Regions from separate parts of the Mus musculus genome. Here region 2 is linked to region 1. The links are chromatin loops, found by intact Hi-C in ENCODE. Cell type or tissue: left cerebral cortex. All regions are shown on one strand.

Region 1 (8,000 bases):
AACCAGTGGTTCTCAACCAATGGGGGGCAACCTCTTTGGAGTAGGACTCTTTTTTTTCCCCATTTTTTGGTTGTTTGGTTGGTTGGGTGGGTGGGTGGGTGGGTGGTTGGGTTTTTTTATTTTTTTATTTTTTAGAGACAGGGTTTCTCTGTATAGCCCTAGCTGTCCTGGAACTCACTCTGTAGACCAGGATGGCCTTGAACTCAGAAATCCACCTGTCTCTGCCTCCCAAGTGCTGGGATTAAAGGTGTACACCATCACTGCTCAGCTATAGTAGGCCTCTTTCATAGGGGTCAAATGGCCTTTTCACGGGGTTCACCTAAGACCTCCAGAAAACACAGATTTTTTTTATATTCATAGTGTTATATTCATAACACTAGAAAAAGCATAGCTATAAAGTAGCAAGAAAAATCACTTTATGATTGGAGAGTGAGCAAAATATTAAAGGTTAGCAGTATTAGAAAAGTTGAGAACCACAGCTCCTAAGCCCTTCCGTCTCCCAATTTCCGCCCATCTCTGAAGTGGTTTGGTGGGGAAGAGTATTTTAGGAATTAGCAGATTAGCAGACTTAGAAGCCATTGAAGATAGACCATGCTCTCATGCTGCTCTAGAACCCACCTCTCATTTCCTTGGTAACAACAGAGAGGGAAGACTCACAATTGTCCCTTCTTAGGATTTAAAATACCATACAAAAAGATAAAGGTGTTGGAGCTTTGTTGAGGCCCATTAAGGGAAAAGCTACTTCCTTCTATTAAAAAAAAATGGATTCTGAGTTGTCTCTGCTCCAAAGACTAGAACATACTATTCCATTGCCTCCTCCCTTAAAGGTTACTCTGGAGAGTTCTGTCAATCACCTAGCCAACAGGAGAACTCATTCACCTGGAGACAAGCTCCGGAAACGGGAGGAATAATTAACCTCCGCAATGATAGTTCCCAGAAGCCCCTCCTTTGATGCTTACAGAGCTTCTGTCATGCAGCATTGCTAAACCACACTGCCTTTCTGAGCTCTAACTAAAAGGAAGCACAACTTTTCATTTTCATTCTTTCTCTCTCTCTTCTGGGTACTGGCCAAAAGCCTAAGAATGCTCTAACATGCTGGATTTCCTGGACCGGAACTCAAAAGATAAAACACTCAGCTTTTTGAAACTCCCTCTACCTGGAAGCTGCCAAGATTTACAGGTTGCCTGATCTGTTGTTTTGCTTTCAAATGTTAGTAAAATGGCCCTTGAGCTTCCTTTTGAGTCCATTTGAAATTATTTAAACAAGATTAAAAACCCACAAAAGGAAACCACAGAACCAGCATGATGGCTCAGTGAGTAAGCGAGCTTGCCACTCATAGAAAGAACTCATATAAAGGTGAGAGTAGAAAACCAACCCCACAAAGTTGTCATCACCTCCATATATGTGACATGCCATGCAGGCAATCACATGCATCAAGCACACAGATGATGATGATAATGATACGAAAGGAAATCCCAGAAGATAGAAGTATTAAGAAACGCCATCTTTAATGCCTGTCCCAGCAATGGAAATCACGAATTCACAGCAGTTATACCTACTACTGGCTCTGGGTCCACACAAGTTGAGCCTTCCTAACAGCCAGCTATGGAAGGGGAAGAGACTCATAAGTCCCTATTTCCTACAGCAGATCTCTTAGCAACTAACAGATTCTGGGAGGGGGGCATAGAATCCAGTACTATATACAGTGGTAAGCCCATCATACTCTGATGGTTAGTTCCAAAGCCTGGGTCACACAAACAGCCCAGTTAAACTCTGTGGGACACAAAACAAAAACTAGGAAATATGGGAAAGAGATTTGTAAGGAAAGAAGAGATGGCAGAGATGGGAAGAAGGCGGGAACAAGTGACTAGAATGCAATATATATATATACATATATATATGGGAAATTATCAAAGAACAAAACTTATTAATAAAAACTAATTTAAAATGGGAACTGAAAATTTCTTGGTGACAGTACTACAACTTGAACCTCGAATTTAAAATCCAACCAAATTATAAATCAAGTTGAGTATGAAAGATTATTTTCTAAAACTTAAAGATACAAGGAACATCTATTCTTTCCGAGTATGTAACTTAAAGATGTACTCTTACAAAACCAGGGTAAATACCAGAAAGGAAAATATCCAGGGAATTAAAAAATGCAGACTTAACTCATATTTCCAGTGAGAAAAACAAAATTTCATGGTGACAGCTGTGAGGCGGGCTTGGAAAGCAACCAGAAAGAATGCAGCCTAAGAATTAAATACATTGGAGTCAGGAATGGCGGGCGGTTCAGGCTCACAAGCACAGCCCTCAGGAGACGGAGGGAAGAAGACTGCCTTGGCTACATAGTGAGTTTCTGGCCAGCCCACAGTCCAGTGAAACCCCCTCTCAAAAACAGATGAAGAAAAAGGAGTGAAATACATATCAACCAATGGATATGCTGAGGAGAACATGAGAAACATATACAAGGCCTAAGACTGAGCTCTTAGAGCAGCAAAAAAAGAGCACGCACACACACACACACACACACACACACACATCTCCAGAAAACATTGATGATTCATCTACAAAAGGCAATCCAAAGCTTCGGTTAAAAAGAAGCAAACAAGCAGAAAGAAGCCTTTAATCCCAGCACCTGAGAGGCAGAGACAGGTGGATGTCTCCAAGTTTGATGCCAGCCTGGTCTACAGACTGAGTTCCAAGACAGCCATGGCTACACAGAGAAACACTGTCTCGAAAAACGAACAACAACAACAACAAAAAAACCCAACCCCCACCCCCCCAAAAAAACCCAAAGCAGACAAACAATATCTCCCTTTCCTCCAGATTAGTTTTTGCAGTAGATGGTGCTTAAGACAGGTCCACAATTGGTCATGCTGCAGAGAACTAGAGGCTGCAAAGTGCTCAGTCCTAATGAGAGACAGTGCCATCACACCTATACCACCACCACCAAAGTTCAGGGATCAAAGCAGAAGCCGGAGCAAGGTGGTGGCTGCACACGCCTTCATTCCTAGCACTCAGGAGGCAGAGGCAGGAGGATCTCAATGGGTTCAAGGCCAGCCTGGTCTACAGAGCCAGTTCAGGGGACGACCAGTACTGTTCCAAGAAACCTTGTCTTGAAAAACAAACAAACATACAAAACAGAAGGCAGGTCAGAAAGACTGTAAGAGTTAGAGACATGCCATGAAATAGTGTTTTCTGGACATAGCAGGCTGGTTGCATACATGCAACTCACTGTGGCTATGACAGCAAGCCAATCAAAATTCCAGCATGGCTAGACAGGGGATTTATAAGGCCTCACCCCTAGCTGAGGAGCTATTGGTAGCTGATGGCTGCTGGGGTAGGGAGAATCAAGTTTTTTTCAAGGATATGGTTTCAGATCATATGAACGGTATATGGGCTCAGGACCTGGTAGAGAGGAGCTGGGAGAACTGGAGGGTGGATTTGGTCACAACAGACGGTAGACATGTATGAAATTCTCAAATAACAAAATGAAGATGAAATGAACGTGAGAGCAAGAGGGAGACTGGTTGCAAGAATAATTCCTGAAACATCAGAAAATAAAAACTATACAGACGTGTCTAAAATATAAAGTGAAATTTCTTCTTTTTCAGTGATATTTTGCCTGCATGTATGAGGGTGTGCTACGTACTTGCAGTACTCACAATGACCAGGAGAGGGCCGTCTGGTTCCCTAGAACTGAGTTACATAGAAATGGGTTACACAGCCATCTCTTCAGAAATGAGCCTGGTTTCCAGCTCCTACTTTTTTGTCGGGGGAGCAAGAGGCTGGAACTTGCTACTGAACGAGAATAGATTTGAACTCACAAAGATCCACCTGCCTCTGCCTCCTGACTACTGGAATTAAAGTCCCACCAGGTCCGGTTCTACTTTATTTTTTTTTTAAGATGGGTTCTTGCTATGCAGCCCAGACTGGCCTAGAACTTGCTATGTAGCTGAGAATGACCTTTAACTTCTGACCCTCCAGCTTCCCACTACTAAGTGTTGAGATTGCAATTATGTGCTATAATGTGCAGGGGTTTGGTTTGGGGGAGAAGTTTTGTTTTTAGTTTTTTTTTTTTTTTGGTTTTTTGTTTTGTTTTGTTTTTTGATATCATGTAGCCTAGGATCGCCTTAAACTCACGGTGTAACTGAAGATAACAAACTTCTGATCCTCCTGCCTCTAACTCACAACTGCTAGGATTATAAGCATGAGCTACTACACATGGCTTTAAATGTGTGCAAAACTTATAATAGTTCAATTAAAATTAATTGATAGGAAGGTTCTGGACAGGTTGTGGTGGTGGCATAATTTTAAAAAAATATTCTCACTCCTGAGTAGCTTAATAAAAACAGAAAACAAGTTAGGCACAGTGGTGCACACCTGTAACCGCAGCACTCCAGAGACAGAGACAGAAGCATCAGGAGTTTGAGGCTAGCCTGGGTTCCATAAAGAGAACCCTATCTGAAACATGTAAGAACCAAAACCTTAAGTCTGCTAGAGAAAACCCCCAAGCCCATGGACAATAAGTGTCACAAAGCTAGGCAAGAAGATTCTTAAATCCAAATATGTGGACGGGTGCAGACTACCAACAGCTGTAAAGCAGTTGTGAAATGAGCCCTGTGTGAAAGGAAGCAATGAGCAGGTGACAAAGCAAAGTGGCTGGTACGGAGGGGTGAGACCTAAGTGTCCCCCAAAACTCCGTGTCCGCAGCAGTGTGGGCCCCACAAGCTCTCCACACTAATCAGCCAGAAGCAAAAGACACTGCCAGAAACAGAATCCAGATTCAGCAATACAGTAAAAAGCAAAAAGGACCATGGGACAGGAGAGCTAGATCCAGGTCTCTGAGAAAGGAAGTCACATTTTGGGGAATTACACAAAAGCAACAGAAGAGGGAGCTAGAAGCCACGAAAATGGAAAACCTACTGGGATCCTAGCCTCCACCCTTCTAACCGTTTTTTTTTGTTTTTTGTTTTCTTTTCTTTTCTTTTTCAAAAAAAGATGCAATGGCAGGAGCCTCTAATTCTGGCACTCAGCAGACCGAGGCAAGCCTGGGCTGCATAAGAAAATCCTGTCTCAAAAGATCAAAATACATAAGCATAAATTCATAAAGTCACGTGCAAATGAGCAATAGCTTTTACTAGAAGCCAGTGAGGACGATTCGCAATGACAATTGACAGCAAAGCGGAAGCACATGCTTATGAGCCATGAACATTATAGCCTGCCATCTCAACGCAAGTTCAAAGTAGACAAAGAAAAGGAGAGAAGATGCAGAAGAAGTCAGGGTCTGAACAACTAAAGCACAGGGTAATGAGGTCCAGGAAAGAATCGAAAATAAGAGAGACTAGAACTAAGCAGTACCCCGGAGCTCTTGTCTCTAGCTGCATATGTATCAAAAGATGGCCTAGTCGGCCATCACTGCAAAGAGAGGCCCATTGGACTTGCAAACTTTATATGCCCCAGTACAGGGGAACGCCAGGGCCAAAAAGGGGGAGTGGGTGGGTAGGGGAGTGGGGGGGGGGTATGGGGGACTTTTGGTATAGCATTGGAAATGCAAATGAGCTAAATACCTAATAAAAAATGGAAAAAAAAAAAGAAATGAGTTCTAAGGCAGAAAGAGCAAATGAACTCAAGATATAAAAGAGAAGATAAGGGGGCTGGTGAGATGGCTCAGTGGGTAAGAGCACCCGACTGCTCTTCCAAAGGTCCAAAGTTCAAATCCCAGCAACCACATGGTGGCTCACAACCACCCGTAATGAGATCTGATGCTCTCTTCTGGTGTATCTGAAGACAACTACAGTGTACTTTCATATAATAAATAAATAAATCTTTAAAAAAAAAAAAAAAAAAAAAGAGAAGATAAGAAGAGGGGACCTGCATAGAACCAAAACGAGAAGAATGAAGTGATAAAAAGGAAAGCAAGCAAAGAATATCTCAGCACTTGAAAAACTGAGACCATGTCTCAAGTCCTACTCCCCACCCCCCGAAAGAGAAAAAAGAAAAATACAGAGAGAAGAAAATAAAAACAAGAAAATAAAACAAAATAAACCATGTATAGAATAACAAATACCATGTTTTGTTTGTGGATCCTACAACCCTTTATGGAGAATACACATGCATATTTATATATATATATTTCTCTGTGTTTGTGTTATGTGTGTGTATGTGTGTCTTTGTGTCTGTGTGTATATGTATAGTCCTTGCACAAGAGCAGGATAGAGACTAGAGGAACAGAGAAAATCAGTGGGAAGGGGAAAAGCAGGGAGTCTAAGAGGAGGAAGCAAAAGCTAGTAAAACACCCATAAAGGTGAGAACAGAGATGGGGTGGTGGCTCATGCTTGCAATTCCAGCACTTGGGAGGCTGAGGCTGAAGGTTCAACACACGTTTGAGGCCAGCCTGGATGATATGGTGAGTTTCAGGACAATCTGAGCAATAAAATAATCATGACTCAAACAAATAAAATTAAAAGGTTAAAAAGGCTACAAGAAAGCTTCCCTGAGGGCTGGTGAGATGGCCCAGCAGTTAAGAGCACTGACTGCTCTTCCGGAGGTCATGAGTTCAAATCCCAGCAACTACAAGGTGGCTCACATAGATCTGTAATCTATGGGCCAGAGCAAAAGGCAAAAGGGAAAAGGGAAGGGGGGGGTTGGAGAGAAAGCTTTTCTGAAATAACTTGGAACAACAACTTAAAACAACATATTTTAAAAGCAGCTATAAAGAAATGACCAATACTGATATAAAGCAAAAGTATTCCACTTCGTTTTTATTTTATTGTATTTTTTTTTGGTTTTTGAGACAGGGTTTCTCTGTGTAGTCCTGGCTGTCCTGGAACTCGGTCTGTAACCCAGGCAGGCCTAGAACTCATAGAGACTCCCCTGCCCCTGCCTAAAGTATTAGATTTTTAGTACGAGATTTCCTACTGGTGGAGGGGAACACATGAAAGACAAACATCCAGTTACCAGATGTGTTGACAATGATATTTTATACTGGAAGAAACACTCTGGCTACAAATAAAAATTATTACTTTTTAAAAACCTCTGTGTCGGGCTGGAGAGGTGGCTCAGCGGTTAAGAGAGCTGACTGCTCTTCTGAAGGTCCTGAGTTCAAATCCCACAACCACATGGTCCTGAGTTCAAATCCCAGCAAAACAGCATTTTCATGAGATATAGGGAAAAAAAACAACATAACCCAAGCAGTCAAATTTCTGACTTGGATTCTCAGGATCTGTTGGTAGTTAATGGTTGCTTCTGTGATGTCATTCATAATAAAGTAAATAACCACACCCATGCTAACACAAGCAACCCCAATTAACCTCAGTGGGTCACAAACACTAAACAAAAGTCATGAACATAGAGGGGAACTCAACGGTTAGAAGAAAGGGTTCAGTGGGAAGGGGTGGGAGGGATAACGGGGGATGAAAATGACCCAATACATTACATACATGCTTGAAATTATCAAAGAATACAGAAAATGACTGACTGTGGTTGTTGGGATTTGAACTCAGGACCTTCAGAAAAGCAGTCAGCTCTCTTAACCACTGAGCCATCTCTCCAGCCCGACACAGAGGTTTTTAAAAAGTAACAATTTTTATTTGTAGCCAGAGTGTTATGAGCTGAATTGCATCCTCTCACCAAACAAAAGTTCCCATGTTGAAGACCTAGGCCCTGGTACTTGAGAATGGGTGACTATCTGAAGGCAAAGCCCTTCCCTCTGACTGCAGTCCCTAAGAGGCAGTCAGCAGCAGGTGAAGCTCGGTCCTGCAGCACTAGACAGGCATTTGCTCAGTCAAAGGCTACATTCCCAGTATTGTCAAAACAAATTTTAAAAGAGGTGATTTGTTCACATAAAGACACCAAAGGCATGTCATGGCAGCATACAGTTGAAATTTCAAGGCTAGCCTGAGCTACACAACAATGTCCAGTCTCTAACAATAAATAGTCAAAAGATAGCAGGGGAAAGGCTGTGTCGTGAATGACCAAGGCAGCCTCTGTCAACC
Region 2 (8,000 bases), 200 kb after region 1:
CACAGTGCTTCCCCAGCCCTCTCACGTCTGCATTCTCTTTTGTTCCAGGTTGCGAATGCCTTTGTAATGTCCAGGTCCTAGCTCAGAACAATCCTCCACACTGGCCTACTATGCACAACAGAAGGCAGAGCTCCCTCCTCACCCTCAGCCCTTGTAGAGCTCAACTGATTAGCGTTTGAGGAGCTAATGCCCAGAACTAGTGAGCACAGAGTTACCTCCAACCCTTGAAAGCATGCATGAAGATGAATGGGAAATCATGTCTCTCTCCCGAGGGTTGAAGCGTCTGCATTTGATGAACTGGGTTCTGAAGATGTATATTTCATTTCATGGCAGCCCTTTGGGAGCTTTCTGACAGCATGGCATTGTGAGTGAGTGAGTGTGTGTGTGTGTGTGTGTGTGTGTGTGTGTGTGTGTGTGTGTTACTGGGGCTTGAACCTTGAATGCTAAGCAAGGGCATTCTACCTCTGAGGTACATCCCTTAGCCACCAATACCTCATCCAAGTCATTAGTTCTATGACGGGGCAGAGGTGCAGATGACTCAGTTGAGCACGGCTCTGAACAGAAAACCCAAGTTCAGTTCTCAGCACCCACATCAGCTGGCTCACAACTGCATACACAGACTCTCACACACAAATAAAACTAAAATAAAACTTTAAAAGGGGGTAGGGGCTAGAAATGTGGCTCATCAATTAAGAGCACTGGCTTCTCCAGAAGACCCAGGTCCAGAACCCAGTACCCACGTGACAGCTCGTGCTCGTCTGTAACTCTAGATACAGGGGACCTGATGACATAACAGAAGCGCACAGACCTACATGCACATAAAAAGAAAATAAATAAATGTTAATTAAAAATAAACAAAATTGGGATGGTGAGATGGCTCAGTGGGTAAGAGCACCCGACTGCTCTTCTGAAGGTCAGGAGTTCAAATCCCAGCAACCACATGGTGGCTCACAACCATCCGTAATGAGATCTGACTCCCTCTTCTGGTGTGTCTGAAGACAACTACAGTGTACTTACATATAATAAATAAATAAATCTTTAAAAAAAAAAGTTTAAAAAAAAATAAACAAAATTATCGGCACAACCAGCACATGGTGGCTCATGCTTCTAAACCTAGTACTTGGGAGGCTGAGGCAGGAAAGTCTTGAGTTCAAGGTCAGCATGGGTTACACAGTGAGATAAGATGCTACCCCCATCCCCAAATTAGATAATTTGATGATCCATTGACTACTTGTCCAGGCTGACTAGTTATAAATGCACATTCTTGCCTGCTTTACCCCATATCTTCCCCTTCATATGCACATCGATCATTTTAAATCAAAATAGGATTTCACTGAAGCACTCTTTGGAAATGGGGGCTCTCTGGATGAGCCCTCATGGTTTCAGACTCTAGGAAGGAGTTTCCAGACAAGAATGTAGACAGACAGTTGGAAGAACTAGAAAGGGGGTTAGAAAACCTGCCTTCAGTTCCACCTCTGCCTCCTCCCAGTTGTCTAACCCTGGACAAGTTGCTTAACCTGTCTGTTTGCTCATCTGTAAACTAGAGAAGATAAGACCTACCTCACAGGGCTGTCATGAGACTTAAATGAGAATGTATGTGGATGTGCTTGGTAAAGTGTAAGCACTATGCAAATATAACACTTTGTTCTGCTGATTCTGAGGATACCAGGGCCCAACTGTTTTCATATTAAAAAAAAAAAAAAAAAGACCTGGTCCTTGCCCTTGCTCATGCATGATTTTGTCGAGCAGATTCACTCATGAAATCATAAAGTACAAGAACAAGACACAGGGCATTCGTGTCACAGTCACTAAGAACAGGGAGGGAGGGTCCACCTAGGTGTTGTGACACATACCTGTAATCCCAGAGCTCAGGAAGTAAAGACTGGAGAATCCTGAGTTCAAGCCCAGTCTGGGCTACATGTCTTAGAACAAACAAAAATCAAAACAAGAAAGAACCCCTCCCCCCCCAAAAAAAATGTGTGGAGAGTCCATTAGACTCAGGGACAGCCCACCCCCCCAAAAAAAAATGGTTCCAGGCATAGAACTGTAGGAGTCAGAAATGTGACCACAGCGCTGGGAGCAGTTATGCCTGACAGGAAGGGGCAGTGGAGTGGGTCAGTCACATCCCAGTGATTTTAGACTGTGCCGCTCTCAGCATGCCCACGATGCGAGCCTTCTGCATTTCACTAGATGGGAAGGCAGAATCTGAGCAGAAGCTAGTTTGAGAACCTAGTTCTCATGTGTGAGTTTCTCTGACTGACTTCCTTGAAGGAAAAAAAAAACACTCTTCTAGGGGGTGAAGGCATCTATAAACACAACTAAAAGAACACCTTTGTTCTTTTTAAGAAATATTTTTAATTACTATTTTATTTGTGTCTCCATATGTGTACATCACTTTCCTGTGTGGTGGAACTGGAGTTACAGACCATGTGGTTGTTGGGAATGGAGCCCAGGTCTTCTGGAAGAGCACTCAATGCTCCTAACTGTTGAGCTACAATCTCCACCCTCCTTCTTTTTGCTTAAAAAATAAATCTGCTTTGACTTTGAATGAGAAATAACTGCCTTTTAAATTTTATTTATTTTTAATTTTTTCACACTCCAATTGTTACCGGACTCCCTGTCTGCCCTCCCACAGTTCCTCGTCCCATCTCCCCCACCCCTCTAAGAGAATGTCGTCCCCTCCCCAGCACCCCCACCCCCACCCCCACCCGCCCGCCCCTCCAGGCCTCTCCACTCCCTGGGGCCTCAAGTCTCTCAAGGGTTAGTCACATCCTTTCTGACTGAGGCCAAACCAGGCAGTTCTCAGCTGTATATGTGTCAGGGGCCTCAGAGCAGCTCGTGTATGCTGCCTGGTTCTCCAAGCCTTCTTTATCTGCAGCTGAGAAACACGTTTCTGGAAGGAGCAGGGACTATGACTGTATTTCAGGGAGCCTGATCAGCGTTCCAACAGTTGGACACAGAGATGGGTGAGAGATGAAGCTTCAGCTGGAAGTGGCTCCCTGAAGGATGATTGTCCATCACACCTGAAAAGGCTTCTTATTCTCCAGTTCCATGTAGGGAGCAAGGCGTAGGAAAATAGTTCAAGGGCTCTCAAGGTCCATTTTCCAAATGGCTTTTTCAGAACTACTGTTGGGATCTACTGCCACCTGGTGTCCAAGATAGGATAGAGCAGGCCCCTTTCCTGCCTTTCCAGCACTCAGCCTAGCTTTGTTCCCTAATGGGTCGCCAAGACAGATGCTGTTTGGGATATGTGGAAAGCAAAAGAAAGAGCGAGGGCAAGTACTGCTTTGAGTGTCGCAGATGCTCTTTTCTATGTTGTCAGGATTTCCATTTCTCCAGAGTGCCTCTGGGAATGTATCTTTTTCTGGAGCACTACAGGATTGGGTTTGCCACACCCTCTTCAAACTCTCCACTTATGCACTCTCTCATATGATGACTTGAGTGTCTGTAAATCTCTAAGCCAGACCCAGGAAATTGCCCGTAACCTTTACAGTGAGCAAAAGAGTCTGCTTTTCCATGAACTCAGGCTTAAGTGATGTTTTCCTCCTAAATGGCCTAGAGTTATACTTAGGATTCCTGTAGCCCCACTAAAAGGCTGAGAGATAAGCAGATGTTCCAGAAAAGTCCATTCCACAATGTGTTGTGAAACTAAACCTGGAGAAATTAGAGCCCAACTGCAGTCCCGGATACCCAAGAGGCTGAGGCAGGAAGATCACAAACTCAAGACCAGCTTGGATAACAAAGAAAGATCCTGTCTCAAATTTAAAACAAAAGCCACTGACTGTTCTGGTGAATCCTCACAGTGTGATAATAGAGAACACACAGGAGTAATAGCTTGAATGGCAATGACCGAGTTGAGCATTGCAAGACTGAGTTAAGGAAGATGGTACTCTTTCCACCACAGTCTCCAATCCTAGGGATTCTTCAACCTTGTTTCTGTCATAACCCATCCCAGGCTTAGACTTGAAGGCTCTTCTGTTTGTTTATAAATTCTGGAACAGCTCTCAGTTTATACTCTAAACTAAAGAAGGCAGTTCTCAACCTTCCAAAAGCTGCAACTCTTTAATGCAGTTCCTCATATTATGGTGACCCTCAACCACAGACTTATTTTTGTTACTATTTCATAGCTGTAATTTTGCTACTGAATTGTAATGTAAATATCTGCGTTTTCTGATGGTCTTAGGCAACCTCTGTGAAATGGCTGTTTGATCCCACAAAGGGGTCAAGACCCACAGGTTAAGGACTGCAGATATTGATGAGATTATTGATGGAGAGGGTACATAATTGCAGAGGGAAATGAAAATAGCAGAAAGAACAAAAAAGAGAGAGAGAGAGAGCCATCTTTACGGTGTTTTGATTCCTAGAAAGCTGCTTTTTTATTTGCATAGGCTCCAACTCTTCCCTGGTTCCCACAAAACGGGGGTCCATGAGTAAAGGCCCTTTAACCATACTCGCCAAGATGTGGACAAGTCCCTTTTTATCTTTCAGTTAAGATACTTTTCAAGCCTGGTGTGGTGGCACATACCTTAAATCCCATCACTCAGGAGGCTGAGACAGGCTGCTCTCTGTGAGAGGCCAACCTGGTTTACAAAGTGAATTCCAGGACATTGAGAGCTGTGCAATAAAGAAAACCATGTCTCAAAAAATGTTTCTTTTGGTTTTTCAAGACAGGCTTTCTCTGTGTAGCCCTAGCTGTCCTAGAACCCTCTGTAGACCATGCTGGCTTGGAACTCAAGAGATCCACCTGCTTCTGCCCCCACCCCTCAGTACTGGGATTAAAGGCGTACGCAGGCGCAGCTCAAAAAGACCCCCCCTTCCCTTTTGAGATAGGGTATCTCCATATTGCCCAGGGTTTCCTGGAAATATGTGGACCAGACTAGCCTCAAACTCACCAAGATCCTCCTGCCTCAGCTTCCTGAGTGCCGAGATTAAAGGTATGGGCTACCAAGCTTGGCAAGGGAACAAGAAAACTTCCCAAGTAATGTTTGTGGGTCACCTCATAAACAACAACACATTTTACACAGATTGACATATTTTATCTTGTAAATTGTAAAGTTTTAAGATTTCTGATCCTGAATTTACATTGAACCTATTCAAGGAACTTAATCAAATCAACTTTTCCAAACTAGAGAGGGCTCAGGCATTGGACCTCACTCACTACCTGGAGCTAAGCCTGGCATGGACCTTTAGGGATTAAGAGTGGTGGGCAGTGAGCAGGGTGTGGTGGCGCACGCCTTTGATCCCAGCACTTGGGAGGCAGAGGCAGGAGAATTTCTGAGTTCGAGGCCAGCCTGGTCTACAGAGTGAGTTCCAGGACAGCCAGGGCTACACGGAGAAACATTGTCTCGAAAAACCAAAAAAAAAAAGGTGGTGGGCAGAATCGGCCTCCCTTCCTGGTCTCCCAAGCCTGTCAAGACCCGGGTGGGTGCTTTTATTTTGTCAAGTGCTGCCCTCCTGTAGTTCCTCCAACCACTCTAGCCCAGGCTTCGTCCACCCCTTTTCAGGCTTGCAGAGGGGGAAAAAAGCCCAGGGAAGACCCCGCCCTTTCCCAGAGCTGTACGATGTGTTTAGAATATGGCTGATAACTAAGACAAATGTGCTTGCGAACTGGAAAAAAAACAACTTGGAATCCTGACAGCTTTCTGAAAATCCGGCCCCATGATGGCCGTCCCTACTCTTTCTTAGCTAGTCTTTCGTTTTAGTGCTCAAAAGTGGCCATGTGACCTTGACGGCAAACGCCATCTTCCTGCCAGGGGGCCCTGCGCGCGTCCGTAGCCTTGGCCGCCGCCAGCGCCCAAGCTTTTCGGATCTCAGCAGCTTTAGACCGCCTCCCAAGACCCCTTTTCCGGTCTGCGAGGCCTGAGAGACTCTCAGATCATTGGTGGAGAAAGTATGATTGACACCATCCCTGTCTAATGACTGGCTACCTCTTTTCCCGGCTCTGATGACTAGTTCCGCTTCCTTTCCCCGAGTCTTTTTGATGACTCATCCCTCTGTCTGCGCTGCGCAAAGTGGCCTTTCCCGGCCCCGCCCCTGCTGCCCGCCACCCTCCGCCCCCGCCAAAGAGAAGGAGCTTCGGGAATTTTATCTGAAGGCGCGCGCGCGCCCGCGCGCCCCCCTTCTCCGCCCCGCCCCCCGCCGCCGCCGCCAGCGTGCGCGCGTGCGTGTGTGTGTGCGTGTGCCTGTATGTGTGTGTGTGTGTGTGTGTGCCTATGTGTGTGTGTGTGCCTATGTGTGTGTGTGTGTGTGTGTGTACTTGAAGCTAAAACACTTATTTCCGCACAGGAAGGAGTCTCATTTCCATATAAGGAGCTTAACCCCTCACTGTCCTTTGAGGTTTCTGTCTTACTTGTTGGAGGCCGGGGAAGGAAAAATGATTGGGAGGGGGACTGCCTCGGCTTCCACTTCAGCCCCAGATCACAGGGGGCTGCCTTTGCTCCAGCTGCCAGCCACTCTGAGGGAGGAGCCTGGAAAGGTGGAGTTAGGTGGAGGCTTTCGGATCATTCTGTAGGTCTCTGGGGACATACGTGTCAATCATATAGGACAACCTTAACAAAGATTGTAATCCTAAAGAGGAATCCAGCCTTCGGTAGATAATGGAGAAAACAGAGAGCCCAGGCAGAGCGAAGAAGCTGCTGGATTCAGATGAAAGGATGGATGTCTACCTGAGCCAGGGGCCCTATGTCATCCATGCTCCTGCGTGCCCTTACAGCATGTTTTCCCCGACTGGGTTAAATGAAGCCAGAAGCTGTGTAAAGGGAGCTGGCTACACTTGTCTCCTTTAGGCTGCTTCCTGTAGTCTCGTTTTGCTTCTTCATGCTCAGACATCACTTCTCCGCCAAGTTTCTTATCCCACAGGTAAAGCTGCCTGAAAGTAGCAGTGTAGCCTAGGGTTTCATAGGCTCTGTGTGCAGTAAACACCCATAAGCCTGAGTATTGCATCAAAGAATGGAGATTTCCGAACCACATACACTGAGGTGTGGTGGTTAGGAGGGGGCTGAGTTTTTATCTTCCATCTCTAGTTCTCCCTGTAGAGGTCCCCTGGCTGAATCCCACCCACCGTTCATTTGCATTGTCCAGGCTCGACCCTCTACCTTCTGCATGGAATAGCCAAGGAACAGGAAAGAGGCAACATGTGTTTTGCCCATGCTGGGGTAAAGGGTCAGTGCAGACACAAATCCTCCTTGGCTTTTGTTTCCGATTTTGACCATTTCAAGAATCAGCACACGAATGGTGGAAATTTAGACTTTTCCCATTGCGCTGATAGGCTGTGTGATCCTCTGCCGGGATGCTGGGCTGTGGTATAATCCCCCTGGCAACTGGAATATTCTACTAGGAGACGTGTACCCTTGCCTAATGCTATCAACTGCTTCCAGTTTCTCCTCTTTATTATAAAGCGTTTCTCCACTCACTGCCTTGCCTTTGTTAATTTACCCACGGTACCTGCTCTGATGGTCAAAGACAACCAGGGCTGAGTGACACTGAAGATGTAGAAGGTTAACACATGATGGATAAGAGAATGGGGAGCAGGCAAGTGTGAAAAACAGGCAGTCACAATGTTTTATACTGTCCACATATCTGGGAGTAGCGCTAGTGGGGAGGGGCGGTAATCACAGTAAGTATAATGATTGTGGTACTTGTCAGTCTTAGATGTTTCTAGGCAGATTGGGAACTGCAAGGCCATTGGCTTTCAACTGTAAGAATTCCTAGAGGATGTTGCATTTGTTTTAAATATTTACTAATTTGTGTGTATGCTCACATGCATGCGTGTGTGTATGTGTGTGTGTGTGCGTGCATGCATGCCATTGCACAGATGTGGAGGTCAGAGGACACCTTTAGAGAGTTCGAGTTCTTTCCTTTTACCATGAGTCTCTAAGGGAAAGAACGAAAGTTGTCAGGCTTGGTGAAAAGTGCCTTTAGATACTGAGCCTACTTGTTTTCCAAGATGTGATATTTAAGAAATAGCCCAACAGAAGCTGGAAGGTGGGTTGTTAATTAAA

Evidence for each region. A loop is a pair of places that touch in the nucleus more often than their neighbours do. Peaks named below come from ENCODE experiments on the same cell type or tissue, not always from the same donor. Only the 100,000 strongest peaks of a DNase experiment are listed, where the experiment ranks them.
Region 2: a loop joins it to region 1, with 18 times the contacts of the local background. A loop is called at or near these places in 41 of 42 quality-filtered maps.

Annotation. Positions count from the first base shown.
Region 1 is chrX:101,127,514-101,135,513 of GRCm38, forward strand. It overlaps a transcript of Snx12 not described here. Among named protein-coding and RNA genes, the nearest start is that of Gm24061, 10 kb to the right of the region's middle. In left cerebral cortex, CTCF peaks have their summits at 3,658 (motif pointing right) and 4,894 (motif pointing right); DNase peaks (open chromatin) are centred at 2,252, 3,684, 4,922 and 5,150; H3K4me3 peaks cover 490 bases; H3K27ac peaks cover 296 bases.
Region 2 is chrX:101,326,715-101,334,714 of GRCm38, forward strand. No RefSeq gene overlaps it. Among named protein-coding and RNA genes, the nearest start is that of Gm31385, 7.4 kb to the right of the region's middle. In left cerebral cortex, a CTCF peak has its summit at 3,152 (motif pointing left); DNase peaks (open chromatin) are centred at 3,105, 5,886 and 6,720; H3K4me3 peaks cover 1,295 bases; H3K27ac peaks cover 1,822 bases.